Linked DNA regions of Homo sapiens: regions 2, 3 and 4 are each linked to region 1. The links are chromatin contacts, found by Hi-C or POLR2A ChIA-PET in ENCODE. All regions are on one chromosome and are shown on one strand. The core of a region is the stretch at or near the end of the contact, and the rest is flanking DNA. Distances in the headings are between cores, read along the strand shown.

The links. Hi-C counts contacts between places; a loop is a spot of excess contacts on that map. ChIA-PET counts read pairs that join two places held with the same protein, here RNA polymerase II (POLR2A). Pooled maps may share reads with other maps.
Region 2: a pooled map shows a loop between it and region 1 (2.0-fold over the local background). The contact joins the promoter of HCAR1 here to the promoter of DIABLO in region 1. A Hi-C loop is called at or near these places in 4 of 50 pooled maps. POLR2A ChIA-PET finds 5 or more read pairs at or near these places in 2 of 52 experiments (GM12878 and HEK293).
Region 3: a map of naive thymus-derived CD4-positive, alpha-beta T cell shows a loop between it and region 1 (21-fold over the local background). The contact joins the enhancer-like site here to the promoter of DIABLO in region 1. A Hi-C loop is called at or near these places in 3 of 168 maps with a recorded cell type or tissue (CD4-positive, alpha-beta memory T cell and naive thymus-derived CD4-positive, alpha-beta T cell), 8 of 37 single-sample maps with no recorded cell type and 15 of 50 pooled maps. POLR2A ChIA-PET finds 5 or more read pairs at or near these places in 3 of 52 experiments (PC-3, activated CD8-positive, alpha-beta T cell and activated CD8-positive, alpha-beta memory T cell).
Region 4: a loop to region 1 is called in a map of naive thymus-derived CD4-positive, alpha-beta T cell, with 10 times the contacts of the local background. The contact joins the promoter of CFAP251 here to the promoter of DIABLO in region 1. A Hi-C loop is called at or near these places in 2 of 168 maps with a recorded cell type or tissue (both naive thymus-derived CD4-positive, alpha-beta T cell), 2 of 37 single-sample maps with no recorded cell type and 10 of 50 pooled maps. POLR2A ChIA-PET finds 5 or more read pairs at or near these places in 2 of 52 experiments (K562 and naive thymus-derived CD4-positive, alpha-beta T cell).

Annotation. Positions count from the first base shown.
Region 1 is chr12:122,222,716-122,228,110 of GRCh38, reverse strand. DIABLO (diablo IAP-binding mitochondrial protein) reads left to right here and starts at 2,059. Exons shown (of 6, transcript NM_001371333.1): 1 at 2,059-2,146; 2 at 3,467-3,599. The coding sequence starts at 2,097. LOC128125816 reads left to right here and starts at 1,547. Exons shown (of 1, transcript NM_001414998.1): 1 at 1,547-1,681. The coding sequence starts at 1,547. The coding sequence ends at 1,681. It overlaps LOC101593348 (a long non-coding RNA gene), which reads right to left and starts at 1,669. Exons shown (of 1, transcript NR_103497.1): 1 at 1-1,669. RefSeq lists enhancers at 82-913, 914-1,745, 1,695-1,989, 2,043-2,282, 2,293-2,342 and 1 more and a silencer at 1,613-1,752.
Region 2 is chr12:122,728,034-122,733,428 of GRCh38, reverse strand. HCAR1 (hydroxycarboxylic acid receptor 1) reads left to right here and starts at 2,585. Exons shown (of 1, transcript NM_032554.4): 1 at 2,585-5,395. The coding sequence starts at 3,090. The coding sequence ends at 4,130. RefSeq lists an enhancer at 3,156-3,823.
Region 3 is chr12:121,837,504-121,842,898 of GRCh38, reverse strand. HPD (4-hydroxyphenylpyruvate dioxygenase) reads left to right here. Exons shown (of 14, transcript NM_002150.3): 13 at 2,851-2,967; 14 at 3,061-3,372. The coding sequence ends at 3,171. Among named protein-coding and RNA genes, the nearest start is that of TIALD, 16 kb to the left of the region's middle. RefSeq lists enhancers at 2,040-2,709, 3,381-4,051 and a silencer at 3,219-3,418. Within about 2 kb of position 3,243, at least 16 of the 41 ENCODE cell types and tissues checked have a DNase peak (open chromatin) inside an H3K27ac peak, as active enhancers do.
Region 4 is chr12:121,915,473-121,920,867 of GRCh38, reverse strand. It overlaps CFAP251 (cilia and flagella associated protein 251), which reads right to left and starts at 2,276. Exons shown (of 22, transcript NM_144668.6): 1 at 2,173-2,276. PSMD9 (proteasome 26S subunit, non-ATPase 9) reads right to left here. Exons shown (of 6, transcript NM_002813.7): 5 at 4,924-5,012; 6 at 2,571-4,584. The coding sequence ends at 4,557. RefSeq lists a silencer at 1,998-2,147.

The DNA.
Region 1 (5,395 bases), core at 810-3,309:
TTTATGCTTTCGTTTCCTTTGTTGTTGCATCTGGGAAAGTGTCTGTTCTTTGCAGAAATCCTCACTGGCTCCTTTTGCCTCACATTGTGAGGAGGTGAAATTGGAAGTGTCACATTGGGAAAGTATCTGTATAATGAGTCTGTAAGCTGCAAAACTCTTTGTAAATCGGAATCAAGCACTCAGGAGATCTCGGTCACTTAAGCTTGGTTCTCACACCCGTGCATGCTTGCACTTGCATGTTTTTTAAGACAACAGCTTTTGCTTTAGTAGTTGGGCGGTCGCAAGTGAACACTGTCCAGTGGTTCTTCTGGTGCCCAGACTCGGAGGAGATGGGACTGCTCTCAATGTGTTTGTTAGAAACGAAACTGTTCGCACTATAACCCCATAACCCCTTACAATGTTCAGAAAAAAACAAGAAGGGGCTTGAAATACCCACTAGTGTGCCGCCTGCTCAGCCCATCTGGGTCTGTGAAACCACATCTGAGCCCTGTGGGCTGTGGTGGCGACACAGGCAGAGGGCGGGCAGGGTTGCCAGCGCCCCGCCTGGGCTAGGAACGCCTGTGCGCAGCTCCCTGAGAGCTCGGGGACCACGCGGAGGTTGTAATTGGTCTCTAGACCACACCTAGTTGTTGAGTGCCGCTGCTTGAAAATCTCAGTTCTGCCGAGATCGCAGAATACACACAAGCTACCTTTGGGCACCAGAGCAGACAGAACCGCGGAGCTTCAGGGTGGAAGATTCGTGGAAACTTTGCCAAGTAAGTGAGGTGGGGAGAGAAGGAAGCCAGTGCCTGACACTGTGGGGAGTGGCTGGGCAAAGCAGCATTGGAGGTGTTGTAGGGTTCCTACTGTCTGATGAGCTGGTGTGGGGTTCTTACTGTCTGATGTCGTCTCTGGTGGAAGTTAGCAGGGCTGGGGCAGATGCACAGAGCACGGTGGCGGGGGTGAGCCCAGGATCGGATTGATGCCCACCCACCACCTGGCACCCTGCAGTCCCAGCTGGCCAGAAGGCAAGCATGCTGGACCACAAAGCAAAGATCCTCCAGCTCTGCTGCTGGCAAGCCTTGGGGCCAGGGGACTCACAGAAGAGCAGGTTTGGGCCTGTGCCTTCCTCCTGCCCAAATGGGTCTCTCTCCCCTTCCCCTTCCAGCCAGGGCCGCAGCTGGGGCTGCAGCTTGAGTGACGGGAAAAGAAAGGTTTACTCCACCAGCGCATTAGCGGCACTCACAGCATTAAAAATGCAGGAGGTGGTGGGAGGAGCGGGCCAGGGAGGAAAACTCATGCAGCTGCGGGGCGCGGGGAAGAGCCGGGCTTCTGCCTCCTCAGCCCGGATCAGAGCCGAAGAACGAGGGCAGTTTGGGTTGAGAAGGATTCTCCAGTGTAACCGAGAAGCGAGCGTCCAGGAGGCTGTTGGGGAGGTCGGCACTGTGGGCTTCCTGGCCTTCGTTTGCTGTTTCGAGGGCCAGGACCTCGTGTGTTCCCGTCCGCCCCTCTGGGACGGCGCCAGCCCGGCAGGCCGCCGACCGTCCTGGGGCTCCCGCGCAGCGCGATGCCGGCCTCGTCCACCGTCCACGTGCTGCAGCTGCTGCGGGAGCTGCTCGCCTTCGTGCTCCTCAGCTACACGGTGCTCATCGGGGCGCTGCTGCTGGCCGGCTGGACCACTTACTTCCTGGTGCTGAAGTGACAGCGCCGTCGCCGCGCCCGGCCCCGCCTCCCGCCCGGCCCCGCCTCCCGCCCGGCCCCGCCTCCCTAACTCACCAGGAAATTCCCTTCAAGCCCTGGCCCGAACTGAGTCCCCGCCCACCCGCCAGCGTCACGGCGCCCGACTCAGCTCCGCGCCGGACCCACCTCCGCGCCCTCAGGCCCTGCATATGCCCCGCCCCGCGCGGAAGTTCCGGCGGTTGGTTGCCTTGCGCGGCCGTTACAGCCTTTGCCCTAAGCCTCGCCCCCTTTCCCCCTGCCTGCCCAATCCCGACTGCTTCCTTGGGTGGGGGCGTGGCTATGGGGCGAGGCGCTCTCAGGTGGAGGCCGTGCCCCGCTCCGCGCTCACGAAGCTGCGTCACTTCCGGCGTGTGCGTCTGGCGTCCGCGCGCTGCACAATGGCGGCTCTGAAGAGTTGGCTGTCGCGCAGCGTAACTTCATTCTTCAGGTACCGCTGCGGCCGCGTAGAGGGGACAGGACCAGAGGGAGGGACCGACGCGGACAGCGCTGTGGCCCGGCCCACGGCGCCCGCCTTCCTTACGCGCTCATCTCTCGTCCGCCCAGCTGGGTCGCGGCGTCTCGCTCCGGTCGGGAGGACTGAGGACAGCCCCGCCTCCGCCCCCTGGGTCAAGCCCGGCTTCCTTTTCAGTTCGTCCATCTTCTAGAAACGAGTCCCCGAGACCCCGGGCTGCCTTCTTGGGGCTGCTCCGCCTCCTGACCAGCCCTCGTCAGCCACTCGAAGTCCCTGAGGAGACGTGGAGAGGAGGAGGGACACGGCATGGGGGGAGTCCGGGAAGGGAGACGAGCGTCTGAAGACGTCCTCCCGAGGGCAGAAGGGGCCGGGGGAGCTGGCGCAGGGCTCTCTACCTAGCGCTGCAGGCTCCTGGGCGATTGTAGCGGGACCGTCACACACAACTGGCACCCAGGCCAGGGGTCCAGAGCTAAATTCTGCCTGCAGGAGCGGTTATTGTGGCATCCGTTTCTAAAAAGTTTAAAGGCAACATTTTATTTTATTTTAATTTTTTTGAGACAAGATCTGCCTCTGTCGCCCAGGCTGGAGTGCAGTGGCGAGATCTCAGCTCACTGCAACCTGTGCCTCCCGGCTTCAAGCGATTCTCAGCCTCAGCCTCCCGAGTAGCTGGGATTGCAGGCGCCCGCCACCACGCCCGGCTAATTTTTTTTTTTCTTTTTGTTTTGTTTGAGACTCAGTCTCGCTCTGTTGCCCAGGCTGAAGTGCAGTGGGGCGCTCTCGGCTCACTGCAACCTCTGCCTCCCAGGTTCAAGCGATTCTCCTGCCTCAGCCTCCCGAGTAGCTGGGATTACAGGAGCGTGCCACCACTCCGGGCTAATTTTTGTGTTTTAAGTAGAGATGGGGTTTCACCATGTTGGTCAGGCAGATTTCGAATTCCTGACCTCAAGTGATCCACCCGCCTCGGCCTTTATTTACTTATTTTTTTTTAATAGACACGGGGTCATGTTGCCAGCCATGTTGCCCAGGCTGGTCGTGAACTCCTGGGCTCAAGTGATCCTCCCGCCTTGCCCTTGGCCTTCCAAGTGCTAGGATTACAGGCGTGAGCCACCAACACCCTGCCTGAGGCAACATTTTAAACTTGGTGTATGTTGAAAATTTCAAAACCCCTCAGCTGTCCTGCATCCTCATTTAGGTTCCTGCTTGGCTCGAGTTTGAGTTTACAGCCCCTGCAAGTAAATCCAAGAGCCTGTTACAGATTGGCGGTCGTGCCTTATGAAATCTGACTTCTACTTCCAGGTACAGACAGTGTTTGTGTGTTCCTGTTGTGGCTAACTTTAAGAAGCGGTGTTTCTCAGAATTGATAAGACCATGGCACAAAACTGTGACGATTGGCTTTGGAGTAACCCTGTGTGCGGTTCCTATTGCACAGGTACTGTCGTGTGCAGTGATTCTTATCTAGTGTACCGTGTCCTCTTGAAGTCTCAAGTGGGCGGTGAAGCATTAGACAAGCTACCATAGTTTTTCCCAGTGCTCCCATCCCTTCCCCCACAGTACCGGCATCTTTTCACAGTTGAGCAGATATATTAATATTCTCATTTTGATTATCTCATTTGGTAGGAACAGCACATCAAATTGTATAAAGCGAGTAGAGAGAAATAAGAGGATATTACAGTCTATCAACAAAGTAGTCTTTGATTCAACAGAAATTTATTGAGCAACTTTTATGTGCAAGACACTGAGAATGTAAGAATGAACAACAAAAAATTCTTGTTCTCACAAAAGCTTTGTGGAGATGAAAGAGGATAAAATATAAAATATCAGCTGGTGATAAATGGTGGGAAGAAAACAGGGCCGGGCACAGTGGCTGATGCCCAGGGCTTTGGGAGGCTGAGGTGGGAGGATGGCTTGAGCTCAGGAGTTTGAGACCAGCCTAGTCAACATAGGGAGACTCTGTCTCTACAAAACAGAAAAATTTAGCCGGGTGTGGTGGCTCACACTTCTAGTGGCAACTACTCAGGAGGCTGAGGCAGGAAGATCACTTGAGCCCAGGAGTTTGAGGCTGCAGTGAGCTATGATCTCACCACTGCTCTCCAGCCTGGGTGACAGGGCAAGACCTTTTCTCAAAAACAAAACAAAACAAATGAGGTAAGTGAATAGGCAATTCTGGGAGGGAGTTTTGTTTTAGATAAAGGTGGTCAAGCTACTCTGATAAGGCGAAGTAGAGATCTGAATGTTCTGAAAGAGCCATTATACTATCTGGTGCGGGGAGGAGCTTGCCAGGCAGAAGGAACTCAGAAGGACAAAGACCTAGAAGCAGAAGTATGCCTGGTATGTCTGAGGAGCATGGAGCTAATGTGTCTGGAGGCGAATGGGGGAGACCGTAATAGATGAAGCCAGAGAGTTAACTGATAATCAGATTGTGTCCTTTGTATTTTGTGGGCCATTGTTGTAAGGCTTTGGGTTTTCTGAAAAAGAAGCCGCAGAAGATATTTTTTTTTTTTTTTTTTAAAGACAGAGTCTCACTCTGTTGCCAGGCTGCAGTGCAATGGCACAATCTTGGCTCACTGCAACCTCCGCCTCCCAGGTTCAAGCAATTCTCATGCCTTAGCCTCCGGGTAGCTGGGATTACAGGGGTGTGCCACCGCACCCAGCTAGTTTTTGTATTTTTAGTAGAGATGGGGTTTCTCCATGCTTGTGAGGCTGGTCACGAACCCCTGACCTCAGGCGATCCACACGCCTCGGCATCCCAAGGTGCTGGGATTACAGGCCTGAGCCACCGTGCCCGGCTGTCACAGAGGATTTTTAACACAGAACTATTATGATCTGACATAAATTTTAAAAGTTAAAAGGTTGCTGTGTGGAACTAGGAAGACTAGTTGCTATATCTAGGCATGAAATGATACTGGCTTGGACCAGGCAAGCAGAAGAGGTGGGGAGAATTTAGCTCAACGTAGTTAGCAGGAGTTGCTGATGGATTGGTTGTCGGGTGTATTCTCTAGATTAGGGGTCCCCAACCCCTGGGCTGGTACTGGTCTGTGGCCTGTTAGGAAGCAAGCTGCACAGCAGGAGGTGAGTGGTGGGCAGGTGAGCATTACTGCCTGAGCTCTGCCTCTGGGCAGATCAGCAGTGGCATGGGATTCTCATAGGAGCACGAAACCTATTGTGAACTACACGTGCGAGGGATCTAGGTTGTGTGCTTCTTGTAAGAATCTAATGCCTCATGAT
Region 2 (5,395 bases), core at 1,336-3,835, 500 kb before region 1:
TGGACAACATGGCAAAACCCCGTCTCTACAAAAAATACAAAAATTAGCTGGGCATGGTAGCATGCACCTGTAGTCCCAGCCACTCAGGAAGCTAAGGTAAGAGGATGGCTTGAGCCTGGGAGGTTGAGGCTACAGTGAGCCAAGACAGAGCCACTGCACTCCAGCCTGGACAACAGAGCCAGACTCTGTCTCAAAAAAAAAAGAAAGAGAGAGAGGGAGGGAGGCAGAGAGGGAGAGAGAGAGAGACAGAGAGAAAGAGAGAGAGAGAAAGAAAGAAAAGAAAGAAAGAAAGAAAGAAAGACGGAAGGAAAGAAAGAAGGAGAAAAGTAGGAGTTAGTCATCCAGGCCAAGAGTATGAAGTTTGTCTTCAAAGAACTCCTGAATTTGTGGGGGAACTAGATATAGACGTTTGACGAACACGTTTTTATTTATTAGAGGTTATGAGACTAGCGAGTAGGGTGGAAGGAGGAAAGTGGCAGGAAAATCATACTGGAAAGGTAGGTTGGGAACCAACTGTGAAGGACCTTGTACGTCAATCCAAGGAATGTGACCTTCAACCTAGAGCAAGAGGTGACAAACTCAAAATCCCACAGAGACTAGGCTTGCCAATGAGGAAAGCCAACCAGGTGTAAGGCAATAGGGAGTGGTGGGGACTGTGGCAAACAGTAAAGCTCATTCTCTGTCTACAGGGGCTCATTCTCTGTCTCTACTCCATCTACTCTAAGCTCCAGCTGATTGTTTCCATGTGGGAGTGTCGGTCCAGTGTGGCCAGATCTTCCAGTGTTCTAAGAGACAACAGAAATCCAGGTTTTTATAGGACTGCACCAGGTTTTAAAAACATATCGGCCAAGCCAGGCTGGTTTTTAAACCAGATATGGTCCACAGGCCATCATTCTAGCCCCTTGGCAGATTGAAGGGAGCTAGTGAAGATTTTTAAGTGAAAAAAGGTATATGATAATATCTGTGCTTCAGAAAAATCAGATTATTGTGTAGAAGATGACTTACAGGAAATAGATGAGAGGAAGGGAAACCAGTTAGGAAACTGTTTCAACAGTTCAGGTGGGAAGTGACTGCGGTCTGTGCTAGGGCGAGGCAGGGGAGAATGTGGGTGGACAGATTTGGAGTCCAGCATCCAGTGGGAAGAATTTAGCTTCAGTGTGCATCTAGAAGACAGACACATTCTTTCAATGCACCCCCTCTTTTCCGCCCCATTTTTTTTTTTTGAGACAGAGTTTCTTTCTGTCACCCAGGCTGGAGTTCATTGGCACGATCTCGGCTCACTGCAACCTCCACCTCCCGGGTTCAAGTGATTCTCCTGCCTCAGCCTCCTGAGTAACTGGGATTACAGACACATGCCACAACACCTGACTGATTTTTGTATATTTTTAGTAGAGATGGGGTTTCACCATGTTGGCAAGGCTGGTCTTGTACTCCTGACCTCAAGTCATCCACCTGCCTCGGCCTCCCAAAGTGCTGGGATTATAGATGTGAGCCACCGCGACTGGCCTCCACCCCATTTTCTTCTTTCTTTCTTTTTTCTTTTTCTTTTTCTTGTTGTTTTGTTTGTTTGTTTGTTTGTTTGTTTTAGACGGAGTCTGGTTCTGTCACCCAGACTGGAGTGCAGTGGCGCAATCTTGGCTCCCTGCAAGCTCTGCCTCCCGGGTTCACGCCATTCTCCTGCCTCAGCCTCCCGAGTAGCTGGGACTACAGGCGCCCGCCACCACGCCTGGCTCATTTTTTTGTATTTTTAGTAGAGACGGGGTTTTACCGTGTTAGCCAGGATGGTCTCCATCTCCTGACCTGGTGATCCGCCCGCCTGGGCCTACCAAAGTGCTTGGATTACAAGCGTGAGCCACCGCGCCCGGCCTCCACCCCATTTTCTAAACTGGAAGCTGAAAGGCACAGGGCAGATTAATAATCCTTAAAGCCAAAGGACAGGAAATTTTAGCAAAGACTCCAATTTTTTGTGCAGTCTAATGTTACTCATGATTGCTTTAGAGATGGACTCCTTAATCAACTCCTCCAATCCTCTTCCGCCCCCAGGGGGCAGTTTTAATTGATGGGCTCAGCACATAATTGAAATTAAAAACGTACATCTCATGGTGTTTGGCTCATTCAACAGCCAATGGAAACTCAGGGCCAAATCTTTGTAAAAGTTCTAGGCTCTGCTTCCCAGCAGAGGGGGAAACCGGCTCCCAAAGAGGCCGTTTTGTGGAGACAGACATATGAGAAGTGGGCTTCAGATCTATTTCATGGTCTTGGTGGTTGTGCAACTGGCCACTTTGGTTCACGGAAGGATGTAAAGGGCAGGGAGGTGGGAATAGAGCGGGGGAAAGGTGACTCCCGTCAAAGAATTTTTCTAACATCCATCAAGTATCGTGATTAGAACTTTTCTCTCCGCAGACTCCTCCAATTTTTGAGCGCGGTATTTTTCGGCACAGGAAATGGCCCGGAGGAGCTGCAGAGCAAAGCCTCCCCTCTCTGGCACCGCATGGGAGTGCCCCGTGGGATGAGGGAGAGGACAAGGCAGTCAGGCAAAGGTTACGGGAGGAAAGCAAAGGCAGGAGCCCAGAACCACTCCAGGAAATGTTTGGATTTCTCCACCAGGAGGGAGGACAAACAAGCTTTCTTCTTGCCTTCTGGGCAGCTTTGTGTGCTCTCCAGCACGGAGTCCGAGGAGGAACAGCGAAGCTGAAAATGAAAATTACTCTGGCGCTGGACCCAATCGCTCCTCTACGGCATCAATCTCATCGGACCCCCCCACCCTACCGCCTCTCAGAAATGACCACTTTTGCAAAATTGCATGCATTTCCAAGCTTCATCCGGCTCCAGGCTTGGCCTCTCCCAGAGGCAGGCGGCTTGTGAGACGGGCTCCAGAGAAAGGACCTCCCTGGGTCTCTCATTTCCTGGCTGAAGTTTCTCTTCTCGCTGCTGTGGCAGCATCCAACCCACACACACAGGACCCGCATCCTGGGTGATGAAGTCAGACACGCAGCAGCTGGGTGAGTGCTAACGCTCAGATAAGCATCTGTGCCATTGTGGGGACTCCCTGGGCTGCTCTGCACCCGGACACTTGCTCTGTCCCCGCCATGTACAACGGGTCGTGCTGCCGCATCGAGGGGGACACCATCTCCCAGGTGATGCCGCCGCTGCTCATTGTGGCCTTTGTGCTGGGCGCACTAGGCAATGGGGTCGCCCTGTGTGGTTTCTGCTTCCACATGAAGACCTGGAAGCCCAGCACTGTTTACCTTTTCAATTTGGCCGTGGCTGATTTCCTCCTTATGATCTGCCTGCCTTTTCGGACAGACTATTACCTCAGACGTAGACACTGGGCTTTTGGGGACATTCCCTGCCGAGTGGGGCTCTTCACGTTGGCCATGAACAGGGCCGGGAGCATCGTGTTCCTTACGGTGGTGGCTGCGGACAGGTATTTCAAAGTGGTCCACCCCCACCACGCGGTGAACACTATCTCCACCCGGGTGGCGGCTGGCATCGTCTGCACCCTGTGGGCCCTGGTCATCCTGGGAACAGTGTATCTTTTGCTGGAGAACCATCTCTGCGTGCAAGAGACGGCCGTCTCCTGTGAGAGCTTCATCATGGAGTCGGCCAATGGCTGGCATGACATCATGTTCCAGCTGGAGTTCTTTATGCCCCTCGGCATCATCTTATTTTGCTCCTTCAAGATTGTTTGGAGCCTGAGGCGGAGGCAGCAGCTGGCCAGACAGGCTCGGATGAAGAAGGCGACCCGGTTCATCATGGTGGTGGCAATTGTGTTCATCACATGCTACCTGCCCAGCGTGTCTGCTAGACTCTATTTCCTCTGGACGGTGCCCTCGAGTGCCTGCGATCCCTCTGTCCATGGGGCCCTGCACATAACCCTCAGCTTCACCTACATGAACAGCATGCTGGATCCCCTGGTGTATTATTTTTCAAGCCCCTCCTTTCCCAAATTCTACAACAAGCTCAAAATCTGCAGTCTGAAACCCAAGCAGCCAGGACACTCAAAAACACAAAGGCCGGAAGAGATGCCAATTTCGAACCTCGGTCGCAGGAGTTGCATCAGTGTGGCAAATAGTTTCCAAAGCCAGTCTGATGGGCAATGGGATCCCCACATTGTTGAGTGGCACTGAACAAGCAGACCAACAACACTGAGGAAGATAGAGTGGTGACTTAGAATTAACTCGTGCTAAGGGGTCGGGGGCTTTGAAAATGCCACCCCCCTTTCTTATTGCAAGACGGCTTCTCGCACATGAACTGCATCCTTCTCATTCTGTCGGAAATGAAATTCACACAACTATACCTTTTGGGGAGGTTCCAGTTGATTGAAGTGAGTTGGCTGCATTTTCTTATCTGATCACAATGGCAGGGGACAGAATGTGCATGGAGTGGAGCATGTGTGTGTTGGGAGGGGGGCTAGGAACTGCACAGCCCTTGTGTAATTTTCGTTGTTTGTTTTTGTTTTGAGACAGAGTCTCACTCTGTGTCCCAGGCTGGAGTGCAGTGGCACAGTCTCGGCTCACTGCAACCTCTGCCTCCCGGGTTCAAGCAATTCTCCTGCCTCAGCCTCCCGAGTAGCTGGGATTAGAGGCGCCAGCCAACACACCCGGCTAATTTTTGTATTTTTAGTAGAGACAGGGTTTTGCCATGTTGGCCAGGCTGGTCTCGAGCTCCTGACCTCAGGTGATCCGCCTGCCTTGGCCTCCCAAAGTGGTGGGATCACAGGCGTGAGCCACCGTGCCTGGCCTCCCCTGTGTCATTTTAAATGGCTAAGTAAATGGGTATATGTGTTTGAATGGGGCATGTTCACTCTCTTAGGGGCTATGGGGCAGTTAGCAGCATTTCCTATCCTCTGACCTTAAATCATTCCTTATCTCAGAAAACAGAAACCGGGCTCAGTCAATCAATGCTTTATTTCAGGCCGAATGAGGCTCTTTAGATTGGGATCTATTGATCTATCAATTTTCATCTTTACATTTCTTTGTACATCTGTACATTTTGTCCAAATGTACATCTGTACGTCTGTCATCATTGTGACTTCCTGGTAGCCCAAGAAGAACAACAACAAAACAATCTGCTCTGACCTTCTTCAAATCTTTGTATTTCAAAGAAGGTGCTGAGGGATCTGTTTCCTTGCCCTGGCTTCTCCAGTGGGATGTGCTGAGTCCAATACAATTGCTTTTATAATTGCTTTTGACAACTTGTCATGTGACTGTGAATTGAAATTATTCACTTATTTTCCAAGTATTTACTGAATTCGTATTTGGTGGCAGGCAGTATACTGTGTAATTTTTAGTGGAGGGTCATTAGTCAACTCTTATGTGACAGTAAAGTTTTTTGGGGGGGTGGGGACAGAGAAGTTAAGAGCTTTCATCCTTTCACGGAATACAGTTTCTAG
Region 3 (5,395 bases), core at 1,994-4,493, 390 kb after region 1:
ACACATGCCTGTAATCCCAGCTACTCAGGAGGCTGAGGCAGGAGAATCACTTGAACCCGGGAGGCGGAGGTTGCAGTGAGCCGAGATTGCGCTACTACATTCCAGCCTGGGCGACACAGTGAGACTCTGTCTCAAAAAAAAAAAAAAAAAAAAAAAAGATCCATTTTAGGACTAGGTATGGTGGTTCATGCCTGTAATCCCAGCACTTTGGGAGGCCAAGGCAGGTGGATCACTTGAGGTCAGGAGTTTGAGACCAGCCTGGTCAATATGGCGAAACCCCCATCTCTACAAAAAGAAAAAAAAAAATTAGCTGTGCGTGGTGATCTGTGTCTGTGGTCCCAGCTACTGGGGAGGCTGAAGTGGGAGAATCACTTCAACCCAGGAGGTAGAGGCTACAGTGAGCCATCATCAGGCCACTGCACTCCAGCCTGGGTGATACCCTGTCTAAAAGAAAAACAAAAACAGTTAGGCCAGACACAGTGGCTCACACCTATAATCCCAGCATTTTGGGAGGTTGAAGTGAGAGGATTGCTTGAGGCCAGGAGTTTAAGACCAGCCTGAGAAACACAGGGCGACCCTGTATCTACAAAAAAAACAGTTTTAAAAAATTAGCTGGGCATGGTGGTTCGTGCCTGTAGTCCCAGCTACTCAGGAGGCTGAGGTGAGAGGATCACTTGAGGCCAGGAGGTCAAAGCTGCAGTGAGCCATGATCAGGCTACTGCATTCCAGCCTGGGCAAAAAATCAATTTTAGAACATTTTTGTCACCCCAAAAAGAAACCTTGAGCCTCTTAGCCAGCACCTCCCAACCCCCTCTGTTCCCTTCCCCCCTCCCACCCCAGCCCTAGGCACCATTAATCTACCTTCAGTCTCTATAGATTTGCCTATTCTGGACATTTCATCAAAAGGAATCACAAAGTCCAGGCACGGTGGCTCATGCCTGTAATCCCAGCACTTTGGGAGGCTGAGGTGGGCGGATCATGAGGTCAGGAGTTCAAGACCAGCCTGGCCAACATGGTGAAACCCTGTCTCTACTAAAAATACAAAAATTAGCTGGGTGTGATAGCAGATGCCTGTAATCCCAGCTACTGGGGAGCCTGAGGCCGGAGAATTGCTTGAACCCAGGGAAGGGGAGGTTGCAGTGAGCCGAGATCGCGCCATTGCACTCCAGCCTGGGCGACAGAGTGAAACTCCATCTCGGAAAAAAAAAAAAAGGAATCACAAAATAGGCCTATTGTGAGCAGCTTCTTTCCCATAGCATGTGCTCAAGGTTCATCTGCGTGGGGTGTGTGTCAGTGCTTCGTTCCTTTTTGTGGCTGAAAAATATCCCATTGTATAGATAGACACACATTGTTTATCTATTCCTCGTTGATAGATATTTGGGTTGTTTCCACTTTTGGGGTGTTATACGTAATGCTACTGTGAACATCTATGTACAAGGCTCTGTGTGGACGTGTTTTCAATGCACTTTGGAATATATCTAGGAGTAGCTAGGTCACATGGTAATTCCATGTTCCCTTTTGTTTGTTTAGAGATGGAGTCTTGCTTTGTTTCCCAGGCTGGGGTGCAGTGGTGCGATCTTGGCCCATTGCAACCTCCAGCCTCCTGGGTTCAAGCAATTCTCCTGCCTCAGCCTCCCCAGTAGCTGGGATTATAGGCGCCCGCCACCACGCCCAGCTAATTTTTTTTTTTTTTTTTTTGAGACAGAGTCTTGCTCTGTTGCCCAGGCTGGAGAGCAGTGGCCGATCTTGGCTCACTGCAACCTCCACTTCCCGGGTTCAAGCGATTCTCCTGCCTCTGCCTCCTGAGTAGCTGGGATAACAGGCGTGTGCCACCATGCCCAGCCAATTTATTTTTATTTTTATTTTTAGTAGAGATGGGGTTTCACCATGTTGGCCAGGCTGGTCTCGAACTCCTGACCTCGGGTGATTCACTCACCTCAGCCTCCCAGAGTGCTGGGATTACAGGCGTGAGCCACCTTGCCCAGCCTAATTTTTGTATTTTTTTTTGTAGTGACTGGGTTTCCCCATGTTGGCCAGGCTGGTCTCGAACTGAGCTCAGGTGATCCACCTGCCTCGGCCTCCCAAAGTGAGCCACCATGCCTGGCCACCCCCTTTTTTTTTTTTAATCCGTATTTTAAGGAAGCAACACTATATGTTTAACTTTTTGAGAAGCTGCCAGACTGTTTTCCAAAGTGGTTGCACCATTTTACAGTCCCACCAGCAGTACATGAGGGTTCCGATTTCCACTGGAGGATTTTAAACAGGGGAATGACATGATCCGACTTTTAAAAGATCCCGCAGCAGGTCATGGTGGCTCACGCCTGTAATCCCAACACTTTGGGAGGTCGAGGTGGGTGGATCACCTGAGGTCAGGAGTTCGAGACCAGCCTGACCAATATCGTGAAACCCCGTCTTACTAAAAATACAAAAATTAGCCGGGCATGGTAGCCTGCGCCTGTAGTCCCAGCTACTCGGGAGGCTGAGACAGGAGAATCGCTTGAACCCGGAAGGCGGAGGTTTCAGTGAGCCAAGATTGCGCCACCGCACTCCAGCCTGGGTAACAGCGCAAGGCTCCGTCTCAAAAAAGAAAAAGAAAGTGTCCTGATAATGTCTGCGGGGAGGATGGATTGTAAGGATACAAGATTAGAAGCGGGCAGCAGTCTTGAATGGTGCCTTAGGAACTGTAGTAGGGGGATAGTAATAGGACAGTTTGGGGATATATTTGGAGGTGGCTGAACTGCCAGAAAAAGAGGTCATTTCCAGACTTTTGGGGTGCAGGAGCCCCTGTGGACTTTCCAAGGATCTCACCGTGCCAGCCTCCCCTAGCAGAGCCCCCTGTCTCCCGCCTAGGAGCTGAAAATCCTGGTGGACTACGACGAGAAAGGCTACCTCCTGCAGATCTTCACCAAACCGGTGCAGGACCGGCCCACGCTCTTCCTGGAAGTCATCCAGCGCCACAACCACCAGGTACTGCTTGTCCCCGGCAGGCCCGAGGGGACAGGCAGCTAGCACACTCGGTTTTCTGGGTCCTTGGCTCATCTCCTCTCTTTCCCGCCACAGGGTTTTGGAGCCGGCAACTTCAACTCACTGTTCAAGGCTTTCGAGGAGGAGCAGAACCTGCGGGGTAACCTCACCAACATGGAGACCAATGGGGTGGTGCCCGGCATGTAAGCCCCGCCCACCCCACGGAGGCCACAGCCACACAGCCACGCCCCCTGATTCTGGAACTCGCCCAACTTCCCTACTGGCTGCTCCCCTTGGGTCCCGCCCACCAGCGGACTCGGCCCCCAAGGCTCCGCCCACACTGACCACGCCCCTCGGCGGGGCCGCCCTCTGCTCCAGCCCTCCCGATTAAAGCGTGCCCCGGTCCAATACTGTGTCTGTGTTTGTGTTGCGCATAAGGCAGTAGTGCCTTATGGCAGCCAGGGGGAGGCCAGGGCGGCCGCCAGCGCCGCGGGACCGAGGAGCTGCGGGTGCCAGCGCTTTGCCAGCGGGACCACGCGGAGAGGGGAATTCTGGAACCAGGGAAGGAAGGGGACTTGCTCTGGAGGGAAAGACGGATGACACTGCTTTTGTAGAGAGATAAACGCGATTCAGACAATAAAGCAAGCGATGAGCCGGGCGTGGTGGCTCACACCTGTAATTTCAGCGCTTTGGGAGGCAGAGGTGGGAGGATCGCTTGAGGCCAGGAGTTCGAGCCCAGCCCGGTAACATAGCAAGACCCCGACCCCCCTGCGTCTACACAAATAACAAATAAAAATTAGCCTGGCGTAGTGGCGCACACCTGTGGTCCCAGCTACTCAGGAGGCTGAGGTGGGAGGATCGATTGATGGACAGAGGTCTAAGCTGCAGCGAGCCCTGATCCTGACACTGCACTCCAGCCTGGGCAAGAGTGAGACCCTGTCTCAAAAAAAAAAAAGGCAGTTGATGAGAATATGTGGAAGCGAAGATCGCAGGGGAGCTAATTTTGATAACGGAAGACCTCTCCGAGAAGGTGACATTTGGGAGCCAGCCATGGGACCATGCTCGGGAAAAGGATTCCAGGAAGAGCGAACGGAGAAAGGCCCTGAGGTGGGGTCAGAGTTTGGCAGCATCTTGTCTGCCGGCTTGATGATCTCTTTTTGTTGTTGTTGAGACGGAGTTTCGCTCTGTCCCCCAGGCTGGAGTGCAGTGGTGCGATCTCGGCTCACTGCAAGCTCCGCCTCCCGGGTTCACGCCATTCTCCTGCCTCAGCCTCCCGAGTAGCTGGGACTACAGGCGCCCGCCACCACGCCCGGCTAATTTTTTGTATTTTTAGCAGAGACGGAGTTTCACCTTGTTAGCCAGGATGGTCTCGGCCTCCCAAAGTGCTGGGATTACAGGCGTGAGCCACCGCGCCCGGCCGATGATCTCTAAAGATGAGCTGTCTTCAGTTTTGCTACCCAGAGCCCAAACCTCTGAACACAGGAGAGGGGAGAGTGTTAGACAAGGGACTCTAGGGGCAGCATCCCTGCTCATCAACTGTAGGATATGGTCCCTTGGTTCCTGGTCTCAGAGATAAAGCAGGTAGGAGGGGCCTGGTATCCCAGTCCCTGCCCTCAGCAGGGCAGTGCCCATGACCACCCACGCAGCTGCACTGCCCCAGCCTTGCCCGCAGTGAGGACTTCTTTTGGAAAGGGGCTTGTTCATACTCATAGAAGAGTGAGTGATCCTTGCAAAAGAATGAGGCAGCTGGGTCCTAAAACCCTAGGAAGGAGATTCTTTCTTCAAAACCAGGTAAGAGTTGGTGGTGGGCAAATTTGGCCTCTTTTTTTTTTCTTTTTCTCTCTTTTTTTTTTTTTTTTAGACAGAGTCTCACTCCATTGCTCAGGCTGGAGTGCAGTGGTGTGCTCTTGGCTTACTGCAACCTCCACCTTCTGAGCTCAGGTGATCCTCCTACCTCAGCCTCCCAAGTAGCTGGGACTATAGGCATGTGCCACCACGCCCAGCTAATTTTGTTTTTATTTTTCATGGAGATGGGATCTCACTATGTTGGCCAGTCTCGAATTCCTGGTCTCAGGTGATCCGCCCACCTCAGCCTTCCAAAGTGCTGGAATTATAGGAATGAGCCACTGTCTCTGGCCTCTTTCTGCTTCTAATGCTTGAGAACCCTCCGTGAGGATAAGTCAACTCAGAGCTAGGAGGCAGCAGAGCTCAATAGAAGAAAAAAATACTCTGAGTTGGTATAATGGTGGGAATTGGGGATTTTTTTCAGATTATAGAAGAAATCAGAGCTTCTGGGATCACGAACTTCAGAAATAAAGAGATCAGAGAGAACCCAAAGGATTCCGTGCAAAAAAAATACTCCCCCTCTATTCTCCTGTGACTTAATGTGAAGAAGGGAAATTGTATAACCCAGAAGGATGCAAACTAGTGG
Region 4 (5,395 bases), core at 1,027-3,526, 310 kb after region 1:
TCAAAAATAAAAACAAAAAAAGAATGTCATATTTCTGGCCAGGCACAGTGGCTCACGCCTGTAATCCCAACACTTTGGGAGGCTGAGGCGGGAGGATCAGTTGAGGTCAGGAGTTTGAGACCAGCCTGGCCAACATGGTGAAACCCCATCTCTACTAAAAATACAAAAAGTTGGCCGGGCGTGGTGGCTCACGCCTGTAATCCCAGCACTTTGGGAGGCTGACGCGGGTGGATCACGAGGTCAGGAGATCGAGACCATCCTGGCTAACACGGTGAAACCCCGTCTCTACTAAAAATACAAAAAATTAGCCGGGCTTGGCGGTGGGCGCCTGTAGTCCCAGCTACTCGGGAGGCTGAGGCAGGAGAATGGTGTGAACCCGGGAGGCGGAGCTTGCAGTGAGCCGAGATCGTGCCACTGCACTCCAGCCTGGGCAACACAGCGAGACTCCGTCTCAAAAAAAAAAAAAAAATACAAAAAGCCTGGTGTGGTGGTGGTGCCTGTAATCTGAGCTACTCAGAAGGCCGAGGCAGGAGAATAGCTTGAATCTGGGAGGCGGAGGTTGCAGCGAGCCAAGATCATGCCACTGCAGTCCAGCCTGGGCAACAGAGCGAGACCCTCTCTCAAAAAAAAAAAAAAAAAAAAAAAGTCACATTTGTGGGAAACCTTTTTTTTTTTTTTCTCTTGAGACAGAGTTTTGTTCTTGTTGCCCAGGCTGGAGTGCAGTGGCACGATCTTGGCTCACTGCAATTACTGCCTCCAGGGTTCAAGCTATTCTCCTGCCTCAGCCTCCCGAGCAGCTGGGATTACAGGCGTCTGCCACCACACCCAGCTAATTTTTGTATTTTTTCAATGGAGGCAGGGTTTCACCATTTTGGCCAGTCTGGTCTTAAACTCCTGACCTCAAGTGATCCGCCCGCCTTGGCTTCCCAAAGTGCTGGGATTACAGGCGTGAGCCATCACGCGCAGCTGGGAAATCTTAAAGTATATGTATTTGTGGCCCAGATCTTAAAAATACTGATCCAGGGCCTGTCAACTTTCTGGGAATAAACACCTTGTAGCCTTTTTACTCATTTAAAATATATTTATATTCCCACAGGCAGCAAAATGCATAACCCACATATTAGCAACAATTCTAGAAACAGGAATACGAGAAGAAGCAGGGTAGCCTAGTGGTTAAAAGCAAGGGCCTTGCTGTCAGCTTGTCCTAGCATTGAATCCCATTTCCACCACGTACTTGCTCTGTGACCTTGGGCAAGTCACTTTACCCCTCAGAGTCTGCATTTTCTCATGGGCAAAATGAAAAGAATAATCCTAAATTCTAGGGTTGTTGTAGAGAAGTGATAACATATATAAAATGCTCATCACAATTCTGGCACATACAGCTTGAAAAAATGGTAGCAGTTGTTATTATTTGAGAGAAAAGCAACCCTAATGTGCAAAGAAATGAACAGTTTGAAAGCCTTCTGGCATATTCTCCATTTATTCCTTACAACAAACAAGAGTTTGAACTAGGAAAACAATAAGGATGGATACTTTATCCCTAAAGAGTTGGACCCCGAACAAAAAAAATCCCTACATTTTCAGTGACATTAGAATAAGAGAACTCAACACTTTGAAAATAAAGTCCCAGAGAGTACAGAGTAGAAAAGGTATTTCTATTTCTTAATTTCTTTCTCAGCACTAAATGTATCAGCTCCTCAAATTCATCTCTGGTAAAAAAAAAATAATAATAATAATAATAAATAAATAATGAATGGATAAATGAGTTTGAGGCTCTGAGAGGTGAAGTGACTTATTCAAGATGACACCGCTAGTAAGAACGAGATTTCTCTGGCACTTAGTTTCTCCAGCTGAAAAATCACTGCTCTGAATCAAGTCTAGGGCTCTCACCACCGAGCCTCTTTTGACTGAGCCCAACTTCGCCGGCGCGTCTGGACAGCCGGGTTCGAGCCGCAGGGGTTTGGGGCAGGGGTGCCAGGTGCGTGGCTCTGCGAGGGGATTAAAGCCCAGGTGCGGCCTCTGCCTCCAACTCAGGTCTCCCTGGGGCCGCCCCAGGCCCCACAAGGGCCAGGTCGGGTGAGCGCCCCCCAAGGGGCACCAGACCCCGCCAGGTCGGGGGCCCCCTCGCCAGGGCCGCGTGGCCTCCGCCCCGGACTTACAGAGAGCACCCACCCCGGTCTTCAAAAGGCCAGAGTCGTCCCGCCGCCTGGACCCCTCAGCCACCTCCCGGGCCTCCTTCCAGCGGCCGCCACCTTCTCCACCAGCTCCCTAGTTCTGGTTGCCACCCAAGCTCCGTCCCCATGGCAACCGCCACCGCCGGAAGCGACAGGCCCTAAAGCGACAGGGCAGGGCGGTGGTCACGTGCCAGGAAACGGTGACGAGCGTGCCCGACGTGCCTCCTGCCGGTCGCTGGCGGCATAGACTTTCCTCGCTTTTCTGTCCTTCCTCCGCTCGCACGATCCCACCTTTTCACATGGTCCCGTCCCCTAAGAAGCTGCAGCGGCCAATACTGCCAATTTTTACTTTCCGCAACCTTGGCAAGATGGGGTGGAGAAGTATGAACTCGGATACAATGCTCTTTTCCAAAAGCAAACTGAATTTCCAGGTCTCATGGATGCAGCACACAACCGTCCTGCCTGCCTCCTCACCGGGCACCGCGTGTTGCAGACAATTCCAGCTGGCTGGGGGCAGATATGACACAGGGTGCACCAGCTTGCGGTTCTCAGCACAAAGCGTTTCCGCAAAACCGGTCTGGCTATATCTATTAGGATCATTCCACGTCAAAGTGGCTCTCCACTAACATCTCATGGAAGACGGCAACAGGTGGCCACACGGGTTTCCACTGGGACCCCTGCAGGAAACCAGCCAGAGCCACTGAGGCAGAAGGCTCTCTGCTGCTGTCATTTTAGGAGAATGTGAATAATTCTCCCCGCCCACACTGCCATGCCCCAGTGATGGTAAATTGATTAATATGCATACATCTTAAAATAAAAAAGAAAGGATAAACTGGGCAAGCTGTGTTTATTATAGTCTGAGACTTTATAAAAGAGACTGGAAAATACGTGGAATTAGAACATGCAATTTAAACAGCAAACATTGGTAAACACAGCATGTCTGTGGCTACCAGAGGGGAATACGTATGGCTGTCAGGTCAAATAGAGTTTGAGGGAATTCGCCCAATAGGAAGGCTTTGGAATTGAGTGTGAGAACCTGTGGCTGGAAGCACACAGCAATACCAATCCCATCAAGGCAAGCTGGTATCTGTATCCAACCACAGCAAAACCAGTCCCAAGGAACACAGGGCTTGCCTGGCAGAACTGCCAAAACAGAAAGCGGTGTGCAAGAACTGGGGAAATGAACACTGATACCATGGAGAGGAAAAAATAATTCAAAGTATTGGCAGGAATCCCTGAGAACCATTTTACCATCTTAAAAGAGACAAAAAATAAAAGGGAGGAAGAATAAGCATTTTCAAGAGGTCTGATCTACTCGTTCCTATCCATACCTCAGCGGTTTACAAAATAGCGCTGATCTCAGGGCATAGCCAGGAGGTTCAATTATAAAAAGTCAAACTAGCAGTGGGCTGGGCGCAGTGGCTCACGCCTGTGATCCCAGCACTTTAGGAGGCCAAGGCAGGAGGACTGCTTGAGCCCAGGAGTTCGAGACCAACCTGGTCAACACAGGGAGACCCTGTCTCTACAAAAAATAAATTAGCTATGCATGGTGGTGCACGCCTGTGGTCCCAGATACTTGGGCGGCTGAGGCAGTGCCCACAGCGTCAAGGCTTCAGTGAACCTTGATCACGACACTGCACTCCAGCCTGGGTGACAAAGCAAGACCTTGTCTCCAGAAAACAAAAACAAAAACACACAAAAACGGAGGGGTTCTTACTAGCGAAGTGAAAGGAGCTTGCTGCCCTCTGGTGGGTTCCTAAAGAGGAAGCTGACAGGACACCACGCTGGGCCACCTGGGAAGCCTCCAGGCTTTCCCTGTTCTCCAAAGGGAGCTACTATGGCCCTGACAGCCCAGCTGCTGAGGAAGCACAGTACTTAACCATTTCCGTATCCACAGCAGCAAGGCCTCAGTGCAAAGAAATATGTTGGTCAAAGCCTGACTTTGCAATTGCTAGCCTGTTTTGCCCAACTTTCTATGAAGCTCTTCTGACCCCATCTGAGCTTTGGTTTGGGAGGGTCATAAGAAATTCAGCTGGGGTGACAACAGGGTCATATCAGCACTGTAAAACTCTTTATTAAAAATAATAATAATAATCACACCAGTACCTGCCAGAATAACTTCCGCCCACTTGCCCACAATCCAGGGAATTCCTATTTAGGGCCGTGGCCTAATTTGTGAAAGAGGCCAAGCCTAAGTTTTTAAGAATGCCTTAATCCAGGGAGATTACACTGGTGGGCCACAGTACTGCCACCACACAGAAGTTCAGGTTACAAGCCTCTTCCAGATCCTTATGCTTCAGGGAGAGAAGACAAGTTGGAAATCCCTAGACCCAAGTCCAGGGCAAGGGAAGATGCTTTCCTGTTACTGTTCCCCAGGGACAATCATCTTTGCAGAGGAATAATGTTGCAGCTGGAAGAAAGAAGAAAAGGAATGGCGTAAGTTTGGAGGCTCCCTTCAGGAAGGTCAGAGGCTGAGCCCTTCTGACCTTTTCACCAATGTTCTTTCATTCTTTTAAAGCAAATGCCTAGTGCATGAATGAACTGGAGAGACTCCCAGGAGAGACTCTGGGGCTCCCTCTGCTTCTAGAGCTGTAGTCTCGTTCCTACCACGAGGATTTATCTGCAGTTTCCATGCAAACTGGGGATTCCCATTATTCCCCAATGTCTCCCCAGCCTTCCCCTCCAGCTTCATGTTTAACAAACACTCAAATGATGCCCCAGTGAGAATGAACAGAAACAGATACTTTACCCCAGCAGTCCTTTTCCTGCCCAGCGTGTTGGAACAAGTCTAAGCTGGTGTTTTTCCCCCCTGCGGATCACTGTCACATTCAGGGGCTTCTGAAAAGAAAATAAGCTCATTTCGTGTTCAGCCTCGTTAGTACTCAGAGATGCAGGCTAAAATGCTGAGATCCCATTTTTTGCCTATCAAATTGGTAAAGATTTACATTTGCAGCATAATCCTGTGGTTGGCGAGAGGGTGGGGAACGTGGCACTGCACTCTCAGGGCAGCCAGGGTGCTGACCTCAGTACCATCTTCCTCAAAAAACACGTGTCCCACCACCAACGATCTTTAAAAGGTACATCCAAGGTACATAGTACACAATTGCAAGATGACATACAAATTACAAGACATACAAATGCCTGTAATCCCAGCACTCTACAAAAAGTATAAAAATTAGCGAGACATACAAATGAAATGTTCATTCCAGGACTGTGTAGAA